Linked DNA regions of Homo sapiens: all the other regions are linked to region 2. A link is a contact called in ENCODE Hi-C or POLR2A ChIA-PET data. All regions are on one chromosome and are shown on one strand. The core of a region is the stretch at or near the end of the contact, and the rest is flanking DNA. Distances in the headings are between cores, read along the strand shown. Region 1 overlaps LOC105370198 (a long non-coding RNA gene). Region 2 holds the start of LINC00462 (long intergenic non-protein coding RNA 462). Region 3 overlaps LOC105370198 (a long non-coding RNA gene). Region 4 overlaps ITM2B (integral membrane protein 2B).

Region 1 (3,666 bases), core at 73-2,572, 420 kb before region 2:
AGGATATAATTCTGGCCACCACATCATGGGAGCTCACTGGGGAAAGAGCAGTGGGTCTCAGTGTCTGTCCACTTAATTTCTCGGTTTCCAGCACAGCACCCAGCCCTCATCTCTGCCCAGTGTCCTCCTATCTGTGGACCTTCTGTTATAGACTCTGCGGTGCGGACAGGCTACCGGCCTGGTTGTGCAGAGAGGGGAGGGACCTGAGAGTCAAACTGCTTCCTAAACAGACTTTGAACCACTCCTAGTTTTAGGAGGCCCCACATCACTTCCAGGAACCTGGCGCTGCCAATTCCTGAGCCTTTGTGGGATTCTGGTTGGTTTCTCAAATTTCCTCACTGCTGACTTAGGATTCAGTTTTCCTAGGTCTGTTGTATTGTTGGCCACACTTCTTACTTTCTAGCTTTCAAAATATTGTTGCTATGGGGAGTTGAAAAAAAATGTTGTTGCTATCATTTCTTCCCTTTTTATCAGAAAGATAAAAAATGCCAAATGCCAGCACAAAGAGAATAGACCCACACTAAGGCACACCAGTGTGATAGCTCAAAACAGTGAGGACAAAGAACAGATGCTACAGGCTTCCAAAGAGGAGGAGCAAACAAGTCCTACCTAAAGGATGACAAATCAGAATGGCATCAGACTTCTCAATAGCAACCCTGAAGGCCAGATGTGTGTGTCTGTGTGTGTGTTTTGTTCTCCATCTGCACCTGGAAGTTGGGAGATTTACTTATCACTCTTTAATTTTTTCTGTTGTTTTATTGTTTAATCAATGTTTTAGTTACAAACTATTAATTATCGCAAATTGTTTCACATTTTTTTTTTTTTTTTTTTTTGAGATGGAGTTTCTCTCTGTTACCCAGGCTGGAGTGCAATGGCGCAATCTCAGCTTACTGCAACTTCCCCCTGCCGGGTTCAAGCGATTCTCCTGCTTCGATTCTCCTGCTTCAGCCTCCTGAGTAGCTGGGATTACAGGTGTGTGCCACCACACCCAGCTAATTTTTGTATTTTTAGTAGAGACGGGGTTTCATTATGTTGGTCAGGCTGGTCTCAAACTCTTGACCTTGTGATCCGCCCACCTCAGCCTCCCAAGGTGCTGGGATTACAGGCGTGAGCCAAGTGCCTGGCAAGAATTGTTTTGCTTTTTAAGATAATCTAGTTCATTTTTTTCAAAGCAGCTATGAGAGTATAGCATGTAAAAACTGCAAAATAATGATCAGCCTTTAAGGCTTTGAGTGGTTCCCAAGTGCTGAGCTCTGTCATATCTGCATGTATCTGCATGTATGTGCATGTATATTTACAAAGGAGACAGCTGTGGCTGACATGGAGAAGGTAATGTACCCACAAATTGTGACACAAGACCAATAAAAAATAATACAGCTATAAGCAGGAAATGAAGTAGGTCACAATGAGTCATCATCCGTTGTGTGAAATTTCTTAGGTTATTGTTACCTCAGCCCAGAGAAGAGTTTTCAATTCAGTTGCACACGAGTTATCCCACTTATAATGAATCTTCTGAAGCCATTAGTTGTTTCCTAATTTTTTGATTGTACATCCTTATAAGAAAAACATTTCAGCATACCCTCAAATATGTAAATGTATTTATTTGCAGGTTATACATGTCATATCAATATCAGTACAATACTAACATCCAAATAAGTAGAGATTTTTTTAGAGGATGCAATAGAAAATAAAATTAGAAGTTCTAATATTTTCCTTGAGTACCTCAGTGGATCATCTTAAACACCATGGAATTTTCCACCACGATGAATATCCAAACACTTAGACAAGGTTTTTGAAAGACTCCTACTCAGACCCTACCGAGGCATTCTGAATCAGAACTTCTGAGGGTAAGGCCCTAATGAGACAGCCAAACGCCAAGGCAGATAAAAAGGGGTCCCCGGAGAATCTCTAACCCTCCCCACAGGTGTTTACATCAGATGTTTTTGTGCAGACGAAGGAACTTGCCCAGGGCCTTGTCTGAGCATGCCCACATGAGCCCTGGGGGAGCAGGGTGGAGTCACAGGCAGGGGGAGGAGCCCTGGGATTCAATCTGTGAAGTGGGGAGCCTGTTTTCGCTTTGCTGAGGTTTTTTTTCATTTTTCCCTTTTCACCCAATAAAATCCTGCTCTATTCACCCTTCAATGTGTCCACGTGCCTAATTTTCTTGGTCATGTGACAAGAACCTGGTTTTAGCTAAACCAGGAGCAAAATTCTAAAACACTAGCAAGGACATTTTGAAAAAGTTTCCCTGCTGATTCCCATGTGCACCTTTGGTTTAAAAATACAATTCTAAAGATACAAGAATTAGAACCCCTAAAGGCCAGGTGCAGTGGTTCACGCCTGTAATCCCAGCACTTTGGGAAGCCGAGGCGGGCGGATCATGAGGTCAGGAGTTCGAGACCATCCTGACCAACATGGTGAAGCTCCGTCTTTACTAAAATACAAAAATTAGCCCAGTGTGGTGGCGGGTGCCTGTAATCCCAGCTACTCGGGAGGCTGAGGCAGGGGAATTGCTTGAACCCGGGAGGCAGAGGTTGCAGTGAGCCAAGATCGCGCCACTGTACTTCAGCCTGGGCGACAGAGCCAGACTCCATCTCAAAAAAAAAAAAAAATTAGAATCCCTAAAACACTGAACATAGTAGTCAAATGGCTACTGAATGCAAAGATCAGTCAATTAACTCTGGGAAATGTATAGTTCAACAGATTATCTGGATCATCATGTGCCTCAAAAAACATTGTGCTCTCCTCCCAACTCCATATTTTTCTTCCTCTGACTCTGTCCTTTCCTTTCTATTTTATTAATTTATTATTATTATTATTTTTTGAGATGGAGAGCTCTCTAAGTTGCGCAGGCTGCTCTCAAATGATCCTCCTGCCTCAGCCTCCCAAGGTGCTGGGATCACAAGTATAAGCCAACATGCCTGGCCTCCCCTCACTTTTAATATAACTTGAACTTTACTATTATATGCATAGATATTCATTATAGAAAATATAGATAAGCAAAAAAGAAGAAAATAAAAATGAATTCATAATTCTACCATTCCAAAATAATGAAAATGTTTACTCATAGCTTTCAATATATTTATGCAAACATGTATTTAAAAGGGAATCGGCCGGGGGCAGTGACTCACGTGTGTAATACCAGCACTTTGGGAGGCCGAGGTGGGCAGATCACCTGAGATCAGGAGTTTGAGACCAGCCTGGCCGACATGGTGAAACCCCGTCTCTACTAAAAATACAAAAATTAGCAGGGCATGGTGGCAGATGCCGGTAATCCCAGGTACTCCAGAGGCTGAGGCAGGAGAATTGCTTGAACCCAGGAGGAGGAGGTTACAGTGAGCCGAGATCGTGCCATTGCACTCCAGCCTGGGAGACAAGAGTGAAACTCCATCTCAAAATATATATATAAATAAATAAATATAAAAGGGAATCATACTGTACATGCCATTTTTAACCTGACTTTCTTCACTGTGTAATTATGTATTTTTTTCCGAGAAAATAAGAATGAAAGCTCTGACAGAGCCAGGAACAGTGGCAAGAGAGCTGATCGGCAAAGAGCAGGTGGTGAGATCAGAAACTCCCCCACTAACCTGCTGAACTGCCATCCTCTCCCTCATATTCTCTTCCCTCTACCTTCTGATCCTCCCTGACTTCATCTCTCTTCCT
Region 2 (3,617 bases), core at 179-2,678:
CCGGGAAGTATGGGTAATTTGTCTCCATACTTAACCTGCGCTTTAAGTGTAAAATTTTGGCCATTTATTTAAGGCCTGGAAAGAATTTACCAACTATAAGAAAATCATGTGACTTTCTTGGTGAAATGGCATCAGAAGATTTCCGGGGACCAAAGAGCACCATAACCAGGTGTAGCTGGAGTCAGGCCATTTTGTGTCAGCCAGTGCCAAAGTCCTTCCAGGTGGTGGCTGCTCTTTCTAAGGACTATTTGAACTTACAGCAATCTGATCAAGGCAGGTTTTAGAGTTTCAGGAATGCTGGTGAGCCATGTCTTGCATGTTTAACCCAAAGCTTCCCTGGAGTTGGAGACTGCACTACTTTTCATCCATCATACACTTTTTGGGCACTCGCTTGTTGGTGCTGGGCACTGTGTTAGACTCCAGAAAGACAGATAATTGTTTAGTAAAGGAAAAAAAAATGCTGTTTCTGCCCTGGAAAAATGTGCCTGACACAGAGGCCTTTTGTATTTCTGTTCTGGTCAAATAGCAACTCTCTCCTCGAGGCCATAAATGCTGAAGCTTAGACCTAGTATTTGATAGCACAACAGGGTAACTATAGTCAATAATAATTTAATTGTACATTTAAAAATAACTAAAAGAGTATAGTTGGATGGTTTGTAACACAAAGGATAAATGCTTGAGGGGATGGATACCCTACTTTCCATGATGTGATTATTATGCATTGCATGCCTGTACCCAAATATCTCATGTATCCCACAAATATATAGACCTACTATGTGCCCACAAAAATTAAAAATTAAGAATTAAAAAAAAAATGCCACAAGACAGGAGAGGTAAGTTAGCCTAGAAAGAGCTTGTTAAAAAAAAAAAAAAAATCCTTTCTTTACAGTCGAATAATATTTTAGCAATGCTGCCCTCTGCAGAGCAAAACTAGGATCGCAACTCTAGGTGGTTAAACGAACTTCCCAACACTGGTTAATTTGAAGAGAACTGGAAGATTCAATGGTCTTCCAGAGTTTTCTCACATACCCCCCTAAAATAATTGTGAATAATCATGTGCCTCCTTGCGTGTTTTTAAGTTGACATCTAAATTTGCCTTATCACCTTAATAGTTGCAAAGGATGTTCTTTCCCACACATTTTCTGAGCTTTAAATAGTTGCAGATTGAGCGTATCCAGTTTAGTTTATGAAAAACACCATCTGTATCACCTGGTGGGCAAAGCCAGCCCTCATTGTCAGACCAATCAGCTAACTTTGAATTGCTTTCTGACAGAAAAATAGTTTACTCGACTGTATTAATCACGCTGCTGATAAAGACTTATCCGAGACTGGGTAATTCTTAAAAAAAAGGAGGTTTAATGGACTCACAGTTCCATGTGGCTGGAGACGCCTCATAATCATGGTGGAAGATGAAGGAAGAGCAATGGGACGTCTTACATGGCAGCAGGCAAGAGAGAAAGAGAGCCAAACGAAAGGGGAAACCCCTATAAAAGCATCAAATGTTTGATGAAAAGACTTTGAAATTCATTGTTGAAAAGACTTATTCTGTTCAACATTGTTGAAAAGTTGTTTGAAAAGACTTATTCATTACCATGAGAACAGTATGTGGGAAACTGCCCCCATGACTCAATGATTTCCCACTGGCACCCTCCCACAACACGTGGGAATTATGGAAGCTGCAATTCAAGATGAGATTTGGGTGGAGACACAGCCAAACCATATCATTGACTGACTTAAATTCAACAGAACTGTGCTTTGGAGGACATCGTTGCGCTGCTGACTTCTAACACTGAGGTAGGTGACTAGATAGAGCTGGCGCAGGTGACCCAGGCATTGCTCCTTTAGGGGTGCCTTCTGAGAAAGCAAAAGGAGTTTTACTTTCATGGGACTCTCCTGTCTTAGCTCTAAATTTTCTTATTGTCCCATTGTTTGGTGCAAGTTCTTTTTTTTTTTTTGAGATGGAGTTTCGCTTTTGTTGCCCAGGCTGGAGTGCAATGACATGATGTTGGCTCACCGCAACCTCCGCCTCCCAGGTTCAAGTGATTCTCCTGCCTCAGCCTCCCGAGTAGCTGGGATTACGGGTATGTGCCACCATGCCTGGCTAATTTTGTGTTTTTAGTAGAGACTGGGTTTCTCCGTGTTGGTCAGGCTGGTCTCGAACTCCCGACCTCAGGTGATCTGCCCACCTTGGCCTCCCAAAGTGCTGGGATTACCAGGACGGTGTATTATAAGTTTCAGGATGGTAAAAGGTGTATGTCTTCTCTTGTAAACAGAGAGAAGGGAGATTGTGAAAGGTACAAGAGGCAGGGGAGCAGCCCACTGAGCTACCCCAGGAATTTCCCTGACAATCAGTTTTAAGGAGGACATGCAGAAGTTGAAGATGTGGAACACACATCCCATCTAAGGGGTGACATCCTTCAGTTTGTGGACAGCTGGTCTAATTCACTGGAGGAGGAACACAGCTCCCCTGGGGCCATGCTCTGGCCACAGAACAGTGTGCAAGAGGTCATTTATGTTCAGGTAGCTTTTCTTATCTCTCCACTCTTGCTCTGGTCTTTAACAGCTTTCCTTCAGGGGCACGTAGAGGGCATGGCTGTGATATGCCTGTGTCATGCTTTTTAAAGAGTAGTCCTCCTGGAAAATAACTCATCCTTCTCTAGGTCTGGAAGATGACTTTGGCCTCCAGGAGCTGTCTAGCAAAAGCTGAATGCCAGTTTACAGCAGCTGTCTGTTCATACAGACAGGTCAAGAGGTTTCCTGCCTGGTGGGTGGCTGGACAAAGTGCCCAGGGTGGACGAAGATAGTTACACCATAGGGCCTGAGTGAGCGGGAGACACTAAGATGATTCACTGTCTGCTGAGGAGCACCTTGAAAGTCAGACCAGGATATTTCAGGTCCTACACCACCTGACCACTGCCCGTTGATAGAACCTGCTTCCCCCTTTGAACCATATCTGACTTGCCTTGACTTTCACCTTTGTAAAAATGGGAATCTTTTTAAAGCTATAATACTATTTCCTGATTACTGCTTTCTCTTCACTCCTCTAACATTCTGTACCTTTTTTTTTTTTTTTTTTTTGAAACCGAGTCTCCCTCTGTTGCCCAGGCTGGAGTGCAGTGGCATGATCTCAGCTCATTGCAACCTCTGCCTCCTGGATTCAAGCTATTCTCCTGCCTCAGCCTCCCAAGTAACTTGCATTACAGGCTCATGCCACCACCTCGGCTGATTTTTTTGTATTTTTAGTAGAGATGGGGTTTCACCATGTTGGCTAGGCTCGACTTGAACTCCCGACCTCAAGCGATCCACTCACCTTAGCCTCCCAAAGTGCTGGGATTACAGCTGAGAGCCACCTCACCTAGCCAACATTCTGTACTTTTTAAGGGCATGTCTTGTGTTTTGCCTTGTGTTATAATTCTTTAACTACATGTCTCAAGGCCCTTTGAAGAGAGAGAGTCAATTCCATCTCTATACTTCCCAGCTGTCTAGCTCAATATCTGGTACAGGGCAGGTACTCAGAAATTGCTACCCTATTTCTTCAGATCAAAGCAGGCACTTCTTCTCTCCACACGTCTAAAGAACAACAGGTTGGGTTCTAAAACCTGATAGCTTCTTCTGGA
Region 3 (3,478 bases), core at 951-3,450, 390 kb before region 2:
AAATACAAAATTTAGCTGGGAGTGGTGGAGCGCACCTGTAGTCCCAGCAACTCAGAAGCTGAAATGGGAGGATCACTTGAGCACAGGAGACGGAGGTTGCAGTGAGTGGAGATAGTGCCACTGCGCTCCCGCCCATGAGTGTACCCTTGATACAGCAAGACCCTGTCTCAAAAAGATAATAGAAAAGAAAAAGAAAAGAAAAGAAAAACTATGCAATTCTGACTCCTTTGATGTGTTTCCCTTCCACTTCCTCGCTTAGTCAATCCTCACCCATTCTTGCTCCCTTTTCTCATAAGCACGGTGGAAGATACGTCCCTACCCCTTTCCAAGGCTAATCCCACCCTCCCTTTTTTGTTCCCTCCCCTCACACCTCCGGATGTCATCTGTCTCTTCCCTCTCTTGCATTGTCATCCTTCCCTCTCTCTCCATCTGTTTCTCGAACTAAAAATACATTCAATTTTCCCCTTCCTAAAAAAAAGCTAGGCTTCCTAGCCAACATTACCCTTTATTTATAACAATATTTGTCCCCTTTTCAAACTCCTTGAATGTACAGTTTGTTTCTTCTTTTCTCCAATTTCCTTCCCACATGCATACACCAAGGTAACTGCTGTTATGGCTGTACCCCCACCTCCAGTTAGGTTTGCCTGTTCTTGAACTTCATATAAATAAACTCAAACAGTATGTACTCTTTTGTGTTCGGCTTCTTTATGCATTTATTCCTCTTTTTGTTGTGATAAAACACCTATAACATAAAATTTATTATTTCAGCCATTTTAAATATACAGTTCAGTGACATTAAGTACATTCAAATTGCTGTGCAACTAACATCACCATCCATCTCTAGAAATTATTTAACTTCCCAAATTGAAACTCTGAACCCATTAAACAATAACTCCTCATTTTTCCTCCCCCAGCTCCTGGTAACATCAATTCTACTCTGTCACTATGATTCTGCCTATTCTAAATTCTAAATTCTATAATTCTGCTCATATGAGCAGAATTATGCAATTTTTTTGTGTGTGGTTGGCTTATTTTACTTAGCATAATGGTTTTGCTTGTTTGTTTGTTTTTGAGACAGGATCTCACTCTGTTACCCAGGCTGGAGTGCAGTGGCACAATCTCCACACACTGCAACCTCCGTCTCCTGGGCTCAAGCGATCCTCCCACCTCAGCTTCCTGAGTAGCTGGGACTACAAGGACCACAAAATCCTGGGCTAATTTTTGTATTTTGTGTACAGACGAGGTTTTGCCATGTTGCCCAGGCTGGTCTCAAACTCCTGGGCTCAAGTGATCCACAAACCTCGGCCTCCCAAACTGCTGGAATTACAGGCATGAGCCACCACACCTGGTCAGCATGTTTTTAAGATCCATCCACATCATAGCATGAATCAGAACTTCATTCCTTTTTAGGCTGAATAATATTCCATTGTATGTATAAACTACATTTTGTTTATCCATTCATTGATCAATGGACATCTGCATTCTTTCCACCTGTTGGCTATTGTGAGTAGTGCTGCTATGAACATTGGTGTACAAATATTTGAGTCCCTGCTTTCAGTTCTATTGGGTGTATAACCAGAAGTAGAACTGTTGCATCATACCAAACATTCGATATTAAACAGTCTATCTTTAACTTGCTGAGAACCCACCATACTGTTTTCCACGGTGTATACACCATTTTACATTCCCACCAGCAATGCACTTTTTAATACCCTCTCCAACATTTGTTCTTTTCGGGTTTTTTGATAATTGCCATCCTAATGGGTGTGAAATGATATCTCATTGTGGTTTTGACTTATGCATTTTTTTTTTTCCTGAGACGGAGTCTTGCTCTGCCACCCAGGCTGGAGTACGGTAGCATGATCTCAGCTCACTGCAACCTCTGGCTCTGGGGTTCAAGCAATTCCCCTGCCACAGCCTCCTAAGTAGCTGGGACTACAGATGCATGCCACCATGCCAGGCTAATTTTTGTATTTTTAGTAGAGATGGGGTTTCACCATGTTGGCCAGGCTGGTCTCAAATTCCTAACTTCCGGTAATCCTCCCATCTCAGCCTCCCAAAATGATGAAATTATAGGCATGAGCGACTGCGCCTGGCCACATTTATTATTAAAATGTTATCTGCCCTTGGGCTCATGGCTTTTCTATTAGTTCTTTGTTTGTTTCTCATTCTTGGCAGACTTCCCCTTCTCTCTCTGACTCTTTAATCTAGGTTTCCCTGGGTTTCCCCTTAGCTTCTTCTGCTTTCTGTGCACATAGTCCCTAAAGAGCTTGTCCACTCCCATGATAGAAGTATCACACCCATGCCAGGGACTCTCAGATTTGTATTTTCTGAGTCGGGACTTCTTTCTGAGCATAGTGTTTGCCTTCAAATACTCTGAACACAGTATTTGTCTTCAAATAATCATTTGGAAATAAAAGAGTGTGAAGTTTAAAATCTGATTAAAAATATGGACACTGTTAATGGTCTTTGTTGCTGGCAAATGGGATTGGGGAATGGGGAATAAAGAAAAGACATAATTTTTTAAATTGTGGTTTAAAAAAACACCACAGAACATAAAATTTACTATGGTAACTATTTTTTTAATAGACTTTTTTTATTTTTTATTTTTTTGAGATGGAGTCTCACTCTGTCACCAGCTGGAATGCAGTGGTGCGATCTTGGCTCACTGCAACCTCTGCCTCCTGGGTTCAAGAAATTCTCCTGCCTCAGCCTCCCAAGTAGCTGGGACTACAGGCGCATGCCACTATGCCCAGCTAATTTTTGTATTTTTTGTAGAGACGGGGTTTCACTCTGTTGGCCAGGATGGTCTCGATCTCTTGACCTGCCTGCCTCGGCCTCCCAAAGTGCTGGGATTACAGGTGTGAGCCACTGCGCCCGGCCTAGACTTTATTTTTTAAGAGTAACTTGAGCTTCACAGCAAAACCAAGTAGAAGGTACGGAGGGTTCCTATATATCCCTGTCCCTACATATGTACAACCTCCTCCACCAGCAAAATTCCGAACCAGTATGGTACATTTGTTATGATAAAAGAAAAACTTTAGACAAAATAAATGCAACAGAGTTTGTTTGAGCGAAGGACAATTCTTGAGTTGGGCAGCCCTCAAAACCAGAGAGGCTCAGAAAACTATCCTCTGCAACATGGTCAATGGGTATTTATAGACAGAAAAAGGCTGAAGAGGTCAGGTGCAGTGGCTTACGCCTGTAATCCCAACACTTTGGGAGGCCAAGGCTGGTAGATCATGAGGTCAGGAGTTCAAGACCAGCCTGGCCAAGATGGTGAAATCTGGTCTCTGCCAAAAATATAGAAATTAGCTGGGCGTTGTGGCAGGTGCCTGTAATCCCAGCTACTCGGAAGGCTGAGGCAGAGAATTGCTTGAACCTGGAAGGTGGAGGTAGCAGTGAGCCAAGATTGCGCCACTGCACTCCAGCCTGGGCGACAGAGTGAGACTCCATCTCAAAAAGAAAAAAACAAAGA
Region 4 (3,705 bases), core at 1,175-3,674, 320 kb before region 2:
ATAATAATCCCAACATCTCACTGGCTTCATGCAGTAGGAATATGCTTTCATCACAGTCCAGTATGGCAGGCAACCTCCAGACTCCCAGGGACCCAAACTTACACTTTACTAAATGTAATTCTTTCATTTGAATTTTTAAAGGTTTTTGTATAATCATCTTAGTAAAACATTTGATAATTCTTCACAACATTTGCAATCATTGATTTGGCCAGATTGGTCTAACATGGTACCCATGATTTTACTTCATTTCCAGTACTATTCTGATAATTTCCTTTAGAGTCAATTGAGTAGAGAGTACCCCTCTCACCTAAGCTTAGTCATGTCCCAGGAATTTTGGAACTCCAACTGAGATTTCAGGCTCATTATTCATTCTAGGGCTGAATGAATAATGTGCCCTTTGAACCCTTGTGCCATGCTGGAAACTGTGGTCTTGGTGTGGCATGGAAAAACCAGAGGGTGAGGGATGTGGATGAGAAGATGACAGAGAATCAGACATGCAGAGAGGACTGCCAGGTCTCCCAGTGGGTTCCAGGGAGACTCAGCTATCCTTCCCTCTTCTTGAGTTCTGTCTTAGTCCATTCGGGCTACTATAACAAAATACCATAGACTGAGTGGCTTTAAACAACAGAAGCTTGTTTCTCACAGTTCCAGAAGCTGGAAAGTTCAAGATCAAGTCACCTGCAGATTCAGTGTCTGATGAGGTCCTCCTTCCTCACAGAAAGCTCTCTTCTCTCTGTGACCTTATATCACAGATGACTCTGGGTTCCTCTTACAAGGACACTAGTTCCATTCATGGGGGTTCCACTCTCATGACCTAACACCTCTCAAAGGCCCCATTTCCTAATACTGTCACCTTGGGGGTAAGGATTTCAACATGAATTCTGGGGGGACACAAACATTCAAACCATAGCAAGTTCCATAATGCACCCCATCATATGTGTGTGTGTGTGTATTTATTTATTTATCTAAGATAGCTCTAGTTTGCTGCTTTGCAACACATTCTGCCCCTATTGCATTGGTTTAAAAAAAAAGTACAGAAGTCAAGATGAGACTATATAAATCTTGACAAGTTGTTGGCCGTGATTGCTCTTTTGTGATGCAGGAGTGAGAATCTGGAGAATCTGGCTTAAGAGGTGGCTGAGAATTAAAATAATAGGCATGAAAATGCTTCATACAGCTCTGTACAGTTGTTGACAGTGCCTTTTTTGAAACCTATCACTGCTATATGTTAGCAAGCAAACACTGATCTTGTTTTGTAATGTGTAATTGTTCACTTCTGCTTTCCCTGTATCCCTTTTTAGATTCCACACCCATATTAGTGAGAAGCAAGAAAAAAAAATGTACACAGTGTCCTAAATGTTGTTTATCTCGAATAATAGAAGTAGGAGTGTAAAACTTAAAGGCTGATTAATAATGCAAATGAAAAGGCAAATGGATTATTGAATAGAAAAGGTCTAGATTCTATGTTTGAATGTGGTTATGAATTAATATGGGCAGAATCTCTAAGATTCTGCTAAGTGAACATTTAGTAGTTTACTAGACATCTTCTCTTCCACCTAGCAAAGAGTTTGTTGCCCAGAGTTATATAAATCCTACTCTATTGCACACTAATCTTTGCATGTTTAACTCTTTGGGACTTAGGTTCCTAGATAAGGACTTCATGTGTATCTATTTAGAAAAAGAACATTTCTTCATTTCCACAAAGCTACACAGCCATCAGTTCGTTCAATATCTTGTCCAAAGTTATTGCTAGCGTTCTTCTTTCTGAGTCTTTGTGGCTAATGCTTTTTTGAGGAAGAAGCATGATTTAGTCTCAGCTCTCTATTGATCATTTTAGGCTTTTATCTTACTGAAAAAATTAAGCACAATTTAAGATTTTTTTTGAAATATTTACTGAATTTTGAGGCCATAAATTATTTCCTGATAGCACACATGTATGGGTTGTAGATTCCACACTTTTAATCTTCCAGCCACCTATTGCAGATTGGTTCTGAGAAGCAGGATGAGTGGGAGTGGGCTTAGGGGTCAAAATTGAGACCTAAGTGGTATAAAACAAGATAATCCTAGCTTCCTCCCACTTAAAATAATTTGATGGGACTTCTGTATCTGATTTTTAAGCTTGCATTTGTGTTTATATTTTCATTGTAAAAATATCAAATAATACAGTTTTTGAAGGTAAAAAGTAAATGTTCCCGCCCTTCTACCATCCTCCTTCCTCAGTCCCATTCCCCAACAGTTTAACGTGCGATACAATAATGTGTGACACAAAATGACCTAGTTCTTGCCCTAGTGACTAAGCAGATGCAAACGCCTTCTTCTTTCCAAACAGTGTGGTCTTATCCCCGTCGCAAATGGAGGATATTTAAGAAACCCAAGCCAGAAACCCCACAGTCTTCACAGTCACTGTGTCCTCCACCTCCTAGCAGCTTCCTGCTGTTCTGCTCTAGTGGTTCTCTCTGCTTCCCCACACCCACCCGTAAGCCACAACAATCTTTCCAAAACACGAACTTGATGGTTTCATTGTCACACCCCAGCTTAAAACACTTTCCTGGCTTCCCCTGGTTCTTAGGATAAAGACCAAAATACTTAATGCTGCACAGTCCAGTCCCAACCCACTCTCCAGCTTCATCTTAATCACACCCCTCTTTGCTCCTAGTGTCCTACCACATTGCCTGACTTACTGTTTCTTGGTAAATGCTATTCTTACTTCCTGAAGATTATTTCCATCTCCTCACCCGACACCCTTCAGTTAGCTTCCACTCAACCTTCAGAATTTAGTTCAGGTGACCCTTCCTCAAGAGAAGATTTTCCTGAACCATTAGGAAAGGCTTCTCTTGTTTCTCAGTCTCATAGCATCATCTGTCTCTTTTTTGTGACTTGAATATAATTAATATTTTATATTTTGTCCTTGTTGCTTGTTTGGTTAATAGATTTCCACCACTAGACTGCTCAATACGTTAGTAGGGCACCTGACACATAGTTGCAGCTCTTATTTATTGAATGAATGAATGATTCCTTCCCGTACCACCCTAGTCTTGCCCACTGTCATTTTTATTCTGGGTATTATATTTCCCAACCAGTTGTCTGACTTTCTCCTCAGATCTCATCCCCATGGGTCTGAGTGAGTTGCCTTGAATATAAGATTCAGTGATGGTGTCCTGCTGCACTTAAGAGAAAATCCTTTTTTCAAGCCCTAAAATCCTGCCCTCACTAGACTTCTCTCACCATTTCTCTGTTTGCATCCTAGCCTTTTAGTTTTGGCCTCATATAAGCTTGCAGCCCTGCCTGAAACAGTTGTCTCTGTCCCCACTCTACCCCCTGCCCTCCACAAAGAAAAGTTAACTCTTACTCATCTTTCAGATCTCAGACTAAAAGTTTCCTCAGAGATGCCACCATAGCTCTCTATTTCTCATACCTTTCATGATACTTCATCACCTGTCTTCATGAAGTCCTCCTCTAGACTATTAGCAAAATGCTCATACTGTGTCCTCAGTATTTGGCACATAATAGGTTTTCTTGACACTGAAGGAAGGAATAAACATCTGGTAACTATAGCTAGAAAAAAAGGAAATACGGTATCTACTTCACTAAAACCAAAGGGGGTTTTTTTGGGCAGACAATCTTCATTATTCAGATGGAAATTAATGTTTGTTGAATGAATGAGCTACATTTCATGGATTAACTCCATGAAATGGAGTTCAGCTA

What was found. Hi-C counts contacts between places; a loop is a spot of excess contacts on that map. ChIA-PET counts read pairs that join two places held with the same protein, here RNA polymerase II (POLR2A). Pooled maps may share reads with other maps.
Region 1: a pooled map shows a loop between it and region 2 (2.5-fold over the local background). The contact joins the enhancer-like site here to the promoter of LINC00462 in region 2. A Hi-C loop is called at or near these places in 2 of 168 maps with a recorded cell type or tissue (CD14-positive monocyte and naive thymus-derived CD4-positive, alpha-beta T cell), 1 of 37 single-sample maps with no recorded cell type and 8 of 50 pooled maps. POLR2A ChIA-PET finds 5 or more read pairs at or near these places in 2 of 52 experiments (CD4-positive, alpha-beta memory T cell and activated naive CD4-positive, alpha-beta T cell).
Region 3: a loop to region 2 is called in a pooled map, with 2.9 times the contacts of the local background. The contact joins the enhancer-like site here to the promoter of LINC00462 in region 2. A Hi-C loop is called at or near these places in 1 of 37 single-sample maps with no recorded cell type and 9 of 50 pooled maps. POLR2A ChIA-PET finds 5 or more read pairs at or near these places in 2 of 52 experiments (CD4-positive, alpha-beta T cell and activated B cell).
Region 4: a map of naive thymus-derived CD4-positive, alpha-beta T cell shows a loop between it and region 2 (3-fold over the local background). The contact joins the enhancer-like site here to the promoter of LINC00462 in region 2. A Hi-C loop is called at or near these places in 1 of 168 maps with a recorded cell type or tissue (naive thymus-derived CD4-positive, alpha-beta T cell) and 5 of 50 pooled maps. POLR2A ChIA-PET finds 5 or more read pairs at or near these places in 3 of 52 experiments (BJ, common myeloid progenitor, CD34-positive and endothelial cell of umbilical vein).

What each region holds. Positions count from the first base shown.
Region 1 is chr13:48,154,694-48,158,359 of GRCh38, forward strand. All of the region lies in intron 4 of LOC105370198 (a long non-coding RNA gene), which reads right to left. Among named protein-coding and RNA genes, the nearest start is that of MED4, 61 kb to the left of the region's middle. RefSeq lists an enhancer at 1,922-2,041. Within about 2 kb of position 1,323, at least 15 of the 41 ENCODE cell types and tissues checked have a DNase peak (open chromatin) inside an H3K27ac peak, as active enhancers do; they include CD14-positive monocyte, where a contact is called at or near this core.
Region 2 is chr13:48,579,473-48,583,089 of GRCh38, forward strand. LINC00462 (long intergenic non-protein coding RNA 462) reads right to left here and starts at 1,429. Exons shown (of 3, transcript NR_051983.1): 1 at 1,369-1,429. All of the region lies in intron 1 of LINC01077 (long intergenic non-protein coding RNA 1077), which reads right to left. It overlaps LOC105370202 (a long non-coding RNA gene), which reads left to right and starts at 1,719. Exons shown (of 3, transcript XR_941958.4): 1 at 1,719-1,794; 2 at 2,274-2,520. RefSeq lists enhancers at 12-81, 102-151.
Region 3 is chr13:48,192,336-48,195,813 of GRCh38, forward strand. All of the region lies in intron 1 of LOC105370198 (a long non-coding RNA gene), which reads right to left. Among named protein-coding and RNA genes, the nearest start is that of ITM2B, 39 kb to the right of the region's middle. Within about 2 kb of position 2,201, at least 2 of the 41 ENCODE cell types and tissues checked have a DNase peak (open chromatin) inside an H3K27ac peak, as active enhancers do.
Region 4 is chr13:48,263,012-48,266,716 of GRCh38, forward strand. It overlaps ITM2B (integral membrane protein 2B), which reads left to right. Exons shown (of 6, transcript NM_021999.5): 6 at 1-3,705. Among named protein-coding and RNA genes, the nearest start is that of ITM2B, 32 kb to the left of the region's middle. Within about 2 kb of position 2,425, at least 3 of the 41 ENCODE cell types and tissues checked have a DNase peak (open chromatin) inside an H3K27ac peak, as active enhancers do.